2 separate regions of the Homo sapiens genome follow, and region 1 is linked to region 2. A link is a contact called in ENCODE Hi-C or POLR2A ChIA-PET data. All regions are on one chromosome and are shown on one strand. The core of a region is the stretch at or near the end of the contact, and the rest is flanking DNA. Distances in the headings are between cores, read along the strand shown. Region 1 overlaps LOC105369382 (a long non-coding RNA gene). Region 2 overlaps ATG16L2 (autophagy related 16 like 2).

Region 1 (5,909 bases), core at 2,446-4,945, 430 kb after region 2:
CAGTCTGCGAATTGCCAGAAGCCCAAAGTGAGTATCATGTATGTCAGTACAATTAATCATTAGATAATGAAGAGAACACATGGCAGTGCCACCATTTTGGCACCATTAATGCCAAAAGCAGCATGGATGCGGGATGATTGGAGGAGAACTGGATATGTGCCTCTGTTAGGGTGGAACACAGTTGGTGATACAAGTTATGCACAACGTCATTTAAAATGGCTTCAAATATTCTGAAAAAAACAACATTTAGTTCTTACTGTGAATTTTGTCACGTATTGAAAACCACTGCACATAAAATTGGATGAACAATCCATCTGCATTTTAATTTTACAATGAGGTTAGCATAGAAAAATAAACTGAATATTGACAGTAATAAACTGTATTCCTAGAAAGGCTGTGTGGGCCTACTTAAAGGTTGTCTCACCAATAAAACCATAAGCATCTTTTAGGGCAAAGGTGGTTTCCTATACTTCCTTCAATTCTCCAATGCTTCTCCTCTTCTTAATTTATGAGGCAGGCATATAGGGAATTCAAGAACTATAGGGAGTTCAGTTGAATTAAAATATCTGGTTCTGCCGGGAGGTGGAGGTTGCAGTGAACCGAGATTGTGCCACTGCACTCCATCCTGGGTGACAGAGTGAGACTCCATCTCAACAACAACAACAACAACAACAATCTCGTTCTGTTATTTAAAGAAAACACTTCAACAGTTAGAAATTTTGATTGTTTGTGGCAGGCACTGTACTGAGAGTTTTACATACACTATTCCAGTTAAAACTCAAACCACTTGGGAGGACAGAATTATTATCCCCGTTGTACAGGTGACCAGAGCTCTGAGAATGAAAGGAACTTGGCTTGGCCACACAGCTATGAGTGGAAGAGCCAGAATTCAACTTAGGCCTGTCCCTGCCCAGGGTGTGCTTGAACCCCTGCATTAGCCCAGGGGTCTTCCTGGGTGGACTCTGTTCTGCGCTCTCCTTTGTTCCTGTGGTCGGGCTCCCAGATTCCATCCAGGACCAGCTCCTTTACTTACAGATGGGGGAGCCTTGGGCAAGACCACTGACCTCTCTGAGCCTCAGTTTCCCCCTCTGAAAAATTGAAATAATCAACTGTCCCTAATAAGGCTTAAGAAGGTTAATATCTTTTTTTCTTTTTTTTTTTTTTTTGAGACAGGGTCTCTGTCACCCAGGCTGGATTGTATTGGCACGATCTCAGCTCACTGCAGCCTTAATCTCCCAGGCTCAAGTGATCCTCCCACCTCAGCTTCCTGAGTAGCTGGGACTACAGGCATGTGCCACCATGCCCAGCTAATTTTTGTATTTTTTTTTTTTTGTAGAGATGGGTTTTTGCCATGTTGCCCAGGCTGAAGAAAGTTAATGTCTAAATTTATGCACAACTACTTAGAAAACAGTAAATCCCTATATCAATCTTTGTTGATAAAAACATTCCATTTTTCTCATCATTGGAACCTTGTCACGCCTCAACATTTGGGGCACCTTTACTAAATGTGACATCTTGATTTTTAAAAGTGATCTGTTTCTTTTTCATTTAATTTTCAACTAAATAATGTATTCACTTGGTTCAAACAAACAAACAAAAAAAGGTAAACAGTGAAGGATCTCCCTGTTATTGGCCCTAATAAGTAACCCAGTCAGTGGTTGCTTCTTTATGTTTCCAGGTAACTATATGTATATACAAATCCTAAAAGTAGTGTTTTTTTTCTTCCTTCATACACAAAAGTTTGCATACTACTACATACATATTTCTACACCTAGCTTTCTTCTGAAAATTCCTTTTTAAATTTATTTTTATTTTATTCTTTTTTTTTTTTTTTTTTTTTTTGAGATGGAGTCTCCCTCTGTCCCCCAGTCCGGAGTGCAGTGGCACTATCTCTCCCGGGTTCAAGCAATTTTTCTGCCTCAGCCTCCCCTGTAGCTGGGACTACAGGCGCGTGCCACCACACCCAGCTAATTTTTGTTTGTTTGTTTTTTGGTGTTTTTGTTGTTGTTTTTGTTTTGATTCAGAGTCTCGCTCTTGTCGCCCAGGCTGGAGTGCAGCGGTGCGATCTAGGCTCACCACAACCTCCACTTTCCGAGTTCAAGTGATTCTCCTGCCTCAGCCTCCTGAGTAGCTGGGACTACAGGCATGTGTCACCATGCCCAACTAATTTTTGTATAATTTTTAGTGGAGACAAGGTTTCACCATGTTGGCCAGGCTGGTCTTGAACTCCTGACCTTGTGATCCCCCTGCCTTGGCCTCCAAAGTGCTGGGATTACAGGTGTCAGCCATCACGCCTGGCTATTTTATTCTATTTTTTTAGAGACAGGGTCTCACTATGTTGCCCAGGCTGCTCTTGAACTCCCAGGCTCAAGCGATCCCCCTGCCTTGGCCTCTAAGTGCTGGAATTACAGGCATGAGCCACCATGCCTGGCCCTGAAGTTTTCTTAAAGGTCTTTCTACATAAAAACTCCCCTGTTCTGTTTTAACAACCATGATTTATTTAACCAGTTCCCTATGAATAGACAGGTCATTTCCAATATTTCAGTTTTGATTTGTTGATTTCTTAAAGAGCTGAAATAAATGAAAACACCAACTTTTTCTTCATTATGAACATAGTTTAGACTATTTACTAGACAATAATGTCTGCTTGAATCTCAGATTCAGTAAATCTGTTTTAAAATGGACAGGGATCTGTTGGTACCAAGTGAAAGAATTGCCCCACTCCCAAGGGTTGACTCACATTAACTTGGCTTTTTTAAATTTTATTTTATTTTATTCTATTTTGAAATGGAGTTTCGCTCTTGCTGCCCAGACTAGAGTGCAATGGCGCAGTCTCAGCTCACTGCAGCCTCCACCTTCTGGTTTCAAGCGATTCTCCAGCCTCAGCCTCCCCAGTAGCTGGGATTACAGGCACCAGCCACCACGCCTGGCTAATTTTTTGTGTGTGTTTTCAGTAGAGACGGGGTTTTGCCATGTTGGCCAAGCTGTTCTTGAACTCCTGGCCTCAGGTGATCCGCCTGCCTCGGCCTCCCAAAGTGCTGGGATTACAGGCGTGAGCCACCGCGCCCGGCCTAACTTGGCTTTTTGTTCCATGTGTTGGTTTCATCACCCTCTCAGTGTCCCTACAGTCCCAAGGGCAGCAGGCAGTGTTGCAGAGGTCACAGGGCTCCACAGGTAGTGTGAGCAGCAGATCTCTGTGGACTATCACCTCCTCTGACATAGGCACTATGCTCCTTTATATACTGCCAGAAAGTATGTTAACATTTATAGCCAGGCATGATGGCTCACGCCTGTAATCCCAGCACCTTGGGAAGCCGAAGCAGGTGGATCACAAGGTCAGGAGTTCAAGACCAGCCTGGCCAACATGGTGAAACCCTGTCTCTACTAAAAATACAAAAAATTAGCCGGGTGTGGTGGAACACTCCTGTAATCCCAGCTACTCAGGAGGCTGAGGCAGGAGAATTGCTTGAACCCAGGAGAAGGAGGTTGCAGTGAGCCAAGATCATGCCATTGCACTCCAGCCTGGGCAACAGAGAAAGACTCCGTTTTGAAAATAAATAAGTAAACAAACAAACATTTGTACCAGGAGCAGCGCTGGTGGGCATGGGTCTGGTAGGAGGGAGCTAAATGGAGTGTCCCATCAGTGTGCTTAGAGGCAAGAGAGGAATCCAGAGCCCTGACTAAGAGCTGCCAGGGCAGGATTCCTGGCTCATGAATTTGTGAATCAACACTTGGTTGGGCAGCTGGAATGTGGTGGGAATGAGAAAGAGGCAAGTTCCAGGAAGAGGTTCTCCTGTTCAGAACAAGGGCTAGCTGTGGCTGGTGGACTGACAGGGCAAAGGGGAGCCATGTGGGGGCTCCTGGACCTCAGGAAGGAGGCTGGGGTCTTAGGACTATGGCTGGGGCTAAAAGAGCAGCCCCGGCCCTGAGAGGAGGCCACAGGGACACCAAGGCCAGGGGCTGACAGGGGGAGGGGATATCTCAAAAGTTGTTGGAAATGCCAGATATGGCTCATCCAGTGCCGGATCTTGCTGGGCACCTGCCAGCTGCTAAGGATTGTGAGGCCATGGCTGAAGCTGGGAGGGAGCGGAACAGGAGGAAGCAAATTAGCTGCCGGACACAGTTTAACCAAGGGCTCCTTGACCTCTCCTGGGGCCAGTGGGGGTGGGGCCTGGCTCCCAGGCCCAGCTCTGAGCCTGTGGCCTCCCTCCTTCTTCCAGGCCCATCTTCCCTTGGCCTGAGTGACACGGCACTGACCTGCTCCTGCTCTTACTGCTCTGGCTGCCCCCTACAGTTCCACTCCTGGGCATCTCTTCCCTCCTTTAACTGATGGCTCCATCTTAAAGAGAGTAGAAGTGACTTCACCCACCCTATGGCCTAGAGGCCCAAACATGAAGCTCCTGGGCAACAGGATTTGGTTTTATTAAAGAGCTGCCAAGTTCCTTTGCCTTGATGTGAGTATGGGGATCAGGCGGCCTGGCTAAGCTGGTCAGAGGGAGCATTTCCAGAGGTCAGAGCACAGTCTCCATGGAAACCAGGGCTCTGCATACCCAGGAGGACCCAGGGACAGCAGGAGGACCAGTGAGAAAGGTGGAGTGCTGAGGAGAGAACACTGGGGTGCAGGCAGGGCCATCAGGTTGAAACCCACCCCCACTTCCCCAACTCCTACACAGAGTCCCTCCTCCACCCAGCTGGGAGAACCAGAGCTCAGCCTACAGGGAACAGACAGGGCTCCTTTCATCCTGCAGCAGATGCTGTGCCTCCTACGCCCCTCCTGGGCCTCAGGAAGGGGGCTGGGGGTTCTAGGGCTATGGCTGGGGCTGAAAGAGCAGCCCCGGCCCTGAGAGGACCCACAGGGACACCAAGGCTGGGGGCTGCCTGTGCCACTTAGCACTCTCATCCCCACACCTCTGCAGCTTCTCACTGTGGGACCCTGGGTTTCTGCCCTGGGGTTTCTCTGGCCTTTGGAGCACACTTGGCCAGAAGTGCCAGAAAGTTTGAGGATCAGCCTTTAACCGATGACAGCTGGAGTTGGTGACCAACTGCTCCAGTTTCCTTGCCTTTTGGGTGGGACCTCCCTGTGGCAGGTTCTGCGCAGTCTCCCACGGGTTCCCCACAGGACTGACCCACAGTGATGACCTGCTCGGCAGCCACCATGGCTTTCTTCTTTTCCCTGGATCACCTCTGAAATAAATGATTTGTACTTAAATGTTTGCCTCAGGATCAGCTTCTGGAGGAACCCAAACTGAGAATCCCCTCTCTCTCCCTCACATTCGCATCCAATCTGCCTGATTCTGCTGATTCTACCTCCTTAAAAAGCCCTCAAGGCCAGGTGTGGTGGCTCATGCCTGTAATGCTACCACTCTGGGAAGCCGAGGTGGGAGGATCACTTGAGCCCAGGAGTTCAAGACCAGCCTGGGCAACACGGCAAAAGCCTATCTCTACCAAAAAAATTAAAAAAATAAAAAAATAAAAATTAGCCAGGCATGGTGGCATGCATCTGTAGTCCCAGCTACTTCTCGGGAGGCTGAGGTGGGAGGATCACCAGAGCCCGGGAGGCAGAGGTTGCAGTGAGCAGAGATTGTGACACTGCACTCCAGCCTGGGCAACAGAACCAGACCCCCATCTCAAAAGAAAAGTTCTCAAATCCACCTTCTAATCATCTCCCATATATCACTCCTCCTCCATCCCCACTGCCCTGGCCACCTGCCTGGACTACTGGCCCAGCCTCCTCACCGACCCACTGCCTCTGCACATCAGCCAGCATAAGTCAGCTTTCTAAAACACACCTCTGGGCCTCTCCCCAGGTCCCACCCTGCTTAAATCCTACCATGGTTCCCATTGCCCTCAGGATAAACCAAGCTTCCCAGCCTGGCATCGAGACCCTGAAAGGACTGGTCCCTGCCCTC
Region 2 (5,892 bases), core at 2,461-4,960:
TCTCAAAACAAAAACAAAACCAAAACCAAAAACAAAACAAAACAAAAAAACAAAGCTAGAGCCAGTGCTAGGCCTGCCTCAAGCCTTTACTCACTGATCTCCAGCAATTACTGTTTGCAACCCTTCCTTCTCTCTCTCATATTTTTTAAAGACGAGACTTCATTGCTCAGATGATATGGTTCTTATTTAGTGACCCAAAGGTTTCAAAGGCTCCAGCTTTCAAATCAAAGTCTGTCTAAGTTCCTCGATGGAGGCAGCTGGCTGCAGTGGGGAGAAGGGAGATGAGTCACTCGCAGCCTTTACCCCAGCGATCCAGGGCCCTGGGGTTCCTCCGGACTTGGTTAGCTAGGAAGGCTGCTGCGCCTGGCCCCTTCCTGTCAGGAGTGGCCTGGCTAGGCTGTTCCTCATCCCTGTCTCTGTCCTTGTTCCTCAGGGGGCCCCACTGCACCCAGGTCATCCCTGTGCAGGGCCGGGTCACCTCCCTGAGCCTCAGCCACGACCAACTGCACCTGCTCAGCTGTTCCCGAGACAACACACTCAAGGTCATCGACCTGCGTGTCAGCAACATCCGCCAGGTGTTCAGGTACCAGCCTCATGCCTGCTGACCCTGTGGCCTTTGCTGGGACAGCTGAGCCTCTCTTCTCCTGTAATAGACCCTCTTGGAGCCCTCCCTGGAGGCCCCTCCAGACCAGGTCCTGCTGAGGTACCAAACCCCTCGACAAAGAGGAAGCTCTGGAAGCTCACTGCAGAGGGCAGAGACTAGTGATGACCTCTGTTCTGACCCCAGCCCTGTCTGTCCTCAGGGCCGATGGCTTCAAGTGTGGTTCTGACTGGACCAAAGCTGTGTTCAGGTATGTCCGTGAGAGCATATGCCTGTGTCCAAGTGTGCCCTGCCGGACCCTGTGTGTGCCCTCCCCTCTGACCCCCCGTTTTCTTGCTCTGCTGTGGCCACTACAGCCCGGACAGAAGCTATGCACTGGCAGGCTCCTGTGATGGGGCCCTTTACATCTGGGATGTGGACACCGGGAAACTGGAGAGCAGACTACAGGGACCCCATTGGTGAGCATGGCCTCCACCTGGCCACCTGCCTGGCCCCAGTCCTGCCAGGCTGATTCCAGGTTCTGACATACTGGGACCCTGGAGTCCCCAGCCCTTGTCCCTCCACCTTCCACCCGACCAGAGCCCTTTGCAGTTCACAAGGTACTTTCCACACGCACTTGGTTCCATCCTTTCCACAGCCCTGTGAGCTAACTTGACAGATGAGGAAACAGGCTCAAGAGAGGGCCTCAAACTACCCAGGTCCAGCAGTCGGGGCAGAGCCAGGTTGCAGGCGCAGTTCCTGAAGCCCCCCTGAAGCCTGCCCCTCCCTTTCCCCAGCGCTGCCGTCAACGCCGTGGCCTGGTGCTACTCCGGGAGCCACATGGTGAGCGTGGACCAGGGCAGGAAGGTTGTGCTCTGGCAGTAGGGCCACGACCTGCCTGCCTGGGCTGGAGCTCTTGCCCGAAGCCTGAAGCTTCCTTCGGCGCCATGCAGGGGTTGGGGTTGGGACTGGAGCTGGCCTTGGGATTTAATGGGGAAGAAGGCCTGGCAGGACCTGGCCTGTTTGTTTAAAAATGAAGTATGGGTTGGGGGATTACGCTAGTTTTTCTTTGTATTTTTATCTCTATCTCCTCACTTTTTCTCCCAAAGTAGAAAAAAATGATATCTGAACTGCGTCTGCCTACCTCTTTGCAGCATTCATGGTACAGAGACCTTTGGGCTAGTGGGCTCTGGAAGATCCAGGCTTGGCCCCCTTCCTCCTTCCATACAGAGCTGAGGCAGCCAGCCGAGTCTCTGCCTGCAGAGACAGGTGCTGCTCAAGTCTAACCATGGAAACAGCAGGAAGAAAGGCCCTGAGGCAGCAAAGAGCCATGGATGTGACTCTTGGTCCAACCTGGTCCTGAGGCCAAAGCAACATGTTGGGCCCACCTGCTTCAGGCACTCAGGGTAGACTGAAGCTGAGGAGGGGCTGGGGGAGCTCTGAGGAGAGGGCAGGGAGGCAGCCCAGAGGGGTCCCGGTGGGAAGATCCTAAAAACCCAGGTAGTGATATCAAAGTCCTTGGTCCACAGGGCCTCCCTTAGACTGGGTCCGCGTTCTTCCTCCAGGGGTAGTGCCCAGGGTGGGGCAGAGCAAGGCCTCTGTGTGTCTGTGCCTGGGGGAGGGCAGCTGTGGGCCAGATCTGGGCCTGGGGCTTTGCTTACAAGGCAGAGCCCACAGGGCAGAGTTGGGGCAAACCAACTTCCTTTACCAACCTAGGACTGGGCACAGGCCTGTGGAGACGGTGTTGGTTAAATGGCAACACCTACACTCTGCTGACTCCCAGACCACTCACTACTTTTGGTCTAGCTGCCTCCTGGCCATCATCTCCCCTGCAAGTGACCCGTTCCTCCTGCACCCCATGTCCCTGGGACCTTGTGCTGCTGGTTCTAGTACTCCTCCACCCTCCTGCCACTGTGGGCCACCTTCTAGACCTGCAGTCTCCCCATCCAATCCTTTCCCTTACTATGGCCAGAGTGACTTTTGTTGTTGTTGTTGTTGCTTTTGAGACACACAAAAAACCTTAGTGCAGCCTCAAACTCCTGCAGCCTTAAACCCCTGGGTTTAAGCAATCCTCCCACCTGGTCTTCCCGAAGGGCTGGGATTACAGGTGCACAGCACCATGCTCGGCCCAACAGGGTGACTTTCTAGGGTGTCGTGTTCACAAGTCCAATCCTTTGGAGTTCCCCTGCTGCCTTCAGAGACCACCCGCAACCCCAGCATGAAATCTGGAGCCCTTTGGATGTGACCCTGCTGGCCTCTCAGCTTCATCTTCATTTCCTTGCTATTCATTCATTCATTTACTCATTTAGAGATGATGTCTCACTATGTTGCCCAGGCTGGTCTCAAACTCCTGTGCTCAAGTGGTCCTCCTGCCTTAGCCTCCCCAGTAGCTGGGCCTATAGGTGCATGCCACCGTGCCTGGCTATTTCCTTGCTATCATGAGTGCATCTCAGACATGCTTTTCTTTCTTCCCAGAATGTTCTCCTTCCCTCCCAGCCCCCAGTTCAAATTTTTCTTTCAGGATTCCCCTTCCTTCGCCTGCCAGGCTGGGTAGAGGCCTCCTCTGTCCCTGAGCTCCCCTTTTGTATCTGCCTCCTCCATTTTAAGTCAAGGAACTCTTGGAAGAGGCCAGGATGGGAATAGATTATTTCCTGGGATCAGGCCTGGCACAGAGAATGACTCAGGAAATGTTTATTAAGTGGTTAAATTCTCTTATTCAGGCTGGATGCGGTGGCTCACGCCTGTAATCCCAGCACTTTAGGAGGCCAAGGAGGGCAGATCACCTGAGGTCAAGAGTTCAAGACCAACCTGAGCAACATAGTGAAACCTTGTCTCTACTAAAAATACAAAATTAGTTGGGCATGGTGGCACATGCCTGTAATCCCAGCTACTTGGGAGGCTGAGGCAGGAGAATCACGGAACCCAGGAGGAGGAGGTTGCAGTGAGCTGAGAATGCGCCATTGCACTCTAGCCTGGGCAACGAGAGTGAAACTCCATCTCAACAACAACAAAATTCTCTTATTCAAGGACTCAGCCAGTCTAACGGTCTAAGAGCCTTGGGCTCCAACATTCTTCGATACTCAGCCTTCTACTCTGCCCCAGCCCTCATGCCCTGGCTCCCAGCAGCCACCAGGGGTCACCAGCTGCCTAGTCTACTGAGGCCATTCCCGTTTCCAGGGACACATGGCTGGGGAGACCGACACTCCTGTAGCCACCGTGACTGAGCCCTTAGGAGGTGCCAGGCCCTGCCCTGCACCCTTTCTGCAGCATTATTTGTTCCTCCCAACTACATTGCCATGTAGCTACCATGTTTCCCAGGTGAGAAAACTGAGCTCAGAGAAGCCCTGCAGCTGGACTGTGGCTGCATTACACATACTCTTTTTAAAGCAACGTGTTCAGACTCGCAGTTAGGCAGGGCTGCGGGGCATGCCCCCTCCCCCAGGGTGTGTGTGCCCCCTGCCTGCTACCACGGGGGTAGAGGTGTGATGCTAGCCTTGTGTCTAACCTGACTCCCTCCCTACATCTTCACCCTTTTCTATTCTGGGTCCTGAGCCTGGACGGTTAGTATCCCTTGAAGTGAGGGACATGCAGGGACACAGGAGTGAGGGAACTTGAATCTTGGGAGGCCAGCTGCGCCATTGCGTTTCTCCCTCATTTCACAGGGTTGTAGTGGAGACTGCTTAGAGAGCCCAGAGGAGGTGCTCAGGAAATGGTCTGACTGATCTCTGGGACAGTGAGCCCTTCTCTCCCCCAAAACCTTCCCTTCTACTTTATGGGCGTCAATCTTACCACACACGCTGCTGCCATCGGGTGGAGTTGCCTCTCTCAGGGAGCACATGTTCACCTTAACTTGCTTGGAGGTCCCCCTCCCAGTAGGAGGGGGTGCTTCCTGGAGGAACAAGTCTGTAAGGCCAGAAACAGGCCAAGGAGTTCCCGGGAATGAGGTAGGCAGGAGGAAGAGGAGCTCACAGACTGAGCAGAGGAGTTCAGAGGGGCATGTCAGCGGGAAGGCTGTTCCTCCCTCCAGCCTCTTCAGTCCCGTTCAGCAGAGAGGTGAAAATAGATGTTGACAGCTCCTCCAGGCTCTCAGCAGTCACTGCCCAGGTTTTCAGAACTCTGGTGCTCAGGGGCTGCCTGCCTGAATTCGGGTGCCTAGGTCAAATCTGGAGTGGCCCGCACTCATGGGTATAAAAACTGAGACCCAGAGATGGGGCAGCTCCTTCGGGTCACAGAGCAGAGCTGGGATAAGAACCCAGACCTCTGATTCCTGCTTTTCTAAAAACTGGATTCAGATTCTGCAAAGGGGCTGGCCAGGGCTTCTGGAGGCCTAGTTCTAGGTTCTCCAGTTCTGTCTTCCTGGGAGATCTTGGGCAGGTCACAGTGACTTCCAGGCGCTCATATCCCCACCTGTGAAACTTCCTGCCCCAAGCCTCCCCAAAAGTGACATGGCTCTTCTGCAGAGCTGTTCTGTAGGCATGAGGACCATGGCCTCTGCCTGCCCTGCCCAATCTCAGGCCTTAGTGAGCCTGAGACCCCAGGGAGGGAGAAATGACAGATGCCCCTATCCTGTGCTCCTACTGCCCCTTGGTCATCTCTCAGTCCCTGGCTTCAGTCTGCTGTTGCGCTGAGTGTCTCCCACCAGATGCAAGCCCCTCAGTGACAAGGCTCCAGAGACCTGAACACTACCTGGGGCAGCACATTTGCTGAATTGAATAGAGGTGGTTTCTGGAGAGATCTGACACCATCAGACGTGGACCCATCTGTGAGATTCAGACATATCCATGCCTGGATACAGGCTCTTCCACTGGAGACACATTCACTCATCACAAACATTTTCAGCTTATCTGTACATTACCCTATTTCATCCTCCTGGATCTTAGAAGTTGCACTATCTGCTTGTTCCTACTTTACAGATGAGGAAAGCAGGGTCCAGAAGGTGAAGGGATGAGCCTCAAGTCACAGCTAATCTGAGGTGGCCTGGGGACTGGAATACATTTCCTTTGGCTGTGCTCTTTTCTGTTCCTCACAGGAGCAAGTGGTGAAGAGTGAGTTCTATGCGCAGTGTAGAAGGGCTGTGAGCCCTGTCCCTGGGTTCATTTCTGTCAATGTTTCAGCATAAAACATTCTAGGAAAGGCCGGGCGAGGTGGCTCATGCCTGTAATCCCAGCACTTTTGGAGGCTGGGGCAGGTGGATCACCTGAGGTCAGGAGTTTGAGACCAGCCTGGCCAACATGGTGAAACCCCGTTTCTACTAAAAATACAAAAAAATTAGCCGGGTGTGGTGGCACATGCCTGTAATCCCAGCTACTTGA

The links. A loop is a pair of places that touch in the nucleus more often than their neighbours do. ChIA-PET counts read pairs that join two places held with the same protein, here RNA polymerase II (POLR2A). Pooled maps may share reads with other maps.
Region 1: a loop to region 2 is called in a pooled map, with 2.7 times the contacts of the local background. The contact joins two enhancer-like sites. A Hi-C loop is called at or near these places in 65 of 168 maps with a recorded cell type or tissue (A673, CD14-positive monocyte, CD4-positive, alpha-beta T cell and 40 more), 28 of 37 single-sample maps with no recorded cell type and 43 of 50 pooled maps. POLR2A ChIA-PET finds 5 or more read pairs at or near these places in 5 of 52 experiments (K562, OCI-LY7, SK-N-SH and 2 more).

The regions. Positions count from the first base shown.
Region 1 is chr11:73,253,781-73,259,689 of GRCh38, forward strand. It overlaps LOC105369382 (a long non-coding RNA gene), which reads left to right. Exons shown (of 3, transcript XR_950296.3): 2 at 1-27; 3 at 4,221-5,209. Among named protein-coding and RNA genes, the nearest start is that of P2RY6, 16 kb to the right of the region's middle. Within about 2 kb of position 3,696, at least 18 of the 41 ENCODE cell types and tissues checked have a DNase peak (open chromatin) inside an H3K27ac peak, as active enhancers do; they include adrenal gland, ascending aorta, heart right ventricle and 1 more, where a contact is called at or near this core.
Region 2 is chr11:72,827,926-72,833,817 of GRCh38, forward strand. ATG16L2 (autophagy related 16 like 2) reads left to right here. Exons shown (of 18, transcript NM_033388.2): 15 at 434-583; 16 at 804-851; 17 at 958-1,059; 18 at 1,378-1,710. The coding sequence ends at 1,465. Among named protein-coding and RNA genes, the nearest start is that of ATG16L2, 16 kb to the left of the region's middle. Within about 2 kb of position 3,711, at least 13 of the 41 ENCODE cell types and tissues checked have a DNase peak (open chromatin) inside an H3K27ac peak, as active enhancers do; they include adrenal gland, ascending aorta, heart right ventricle and 1 more, where a contact is called at or near this core.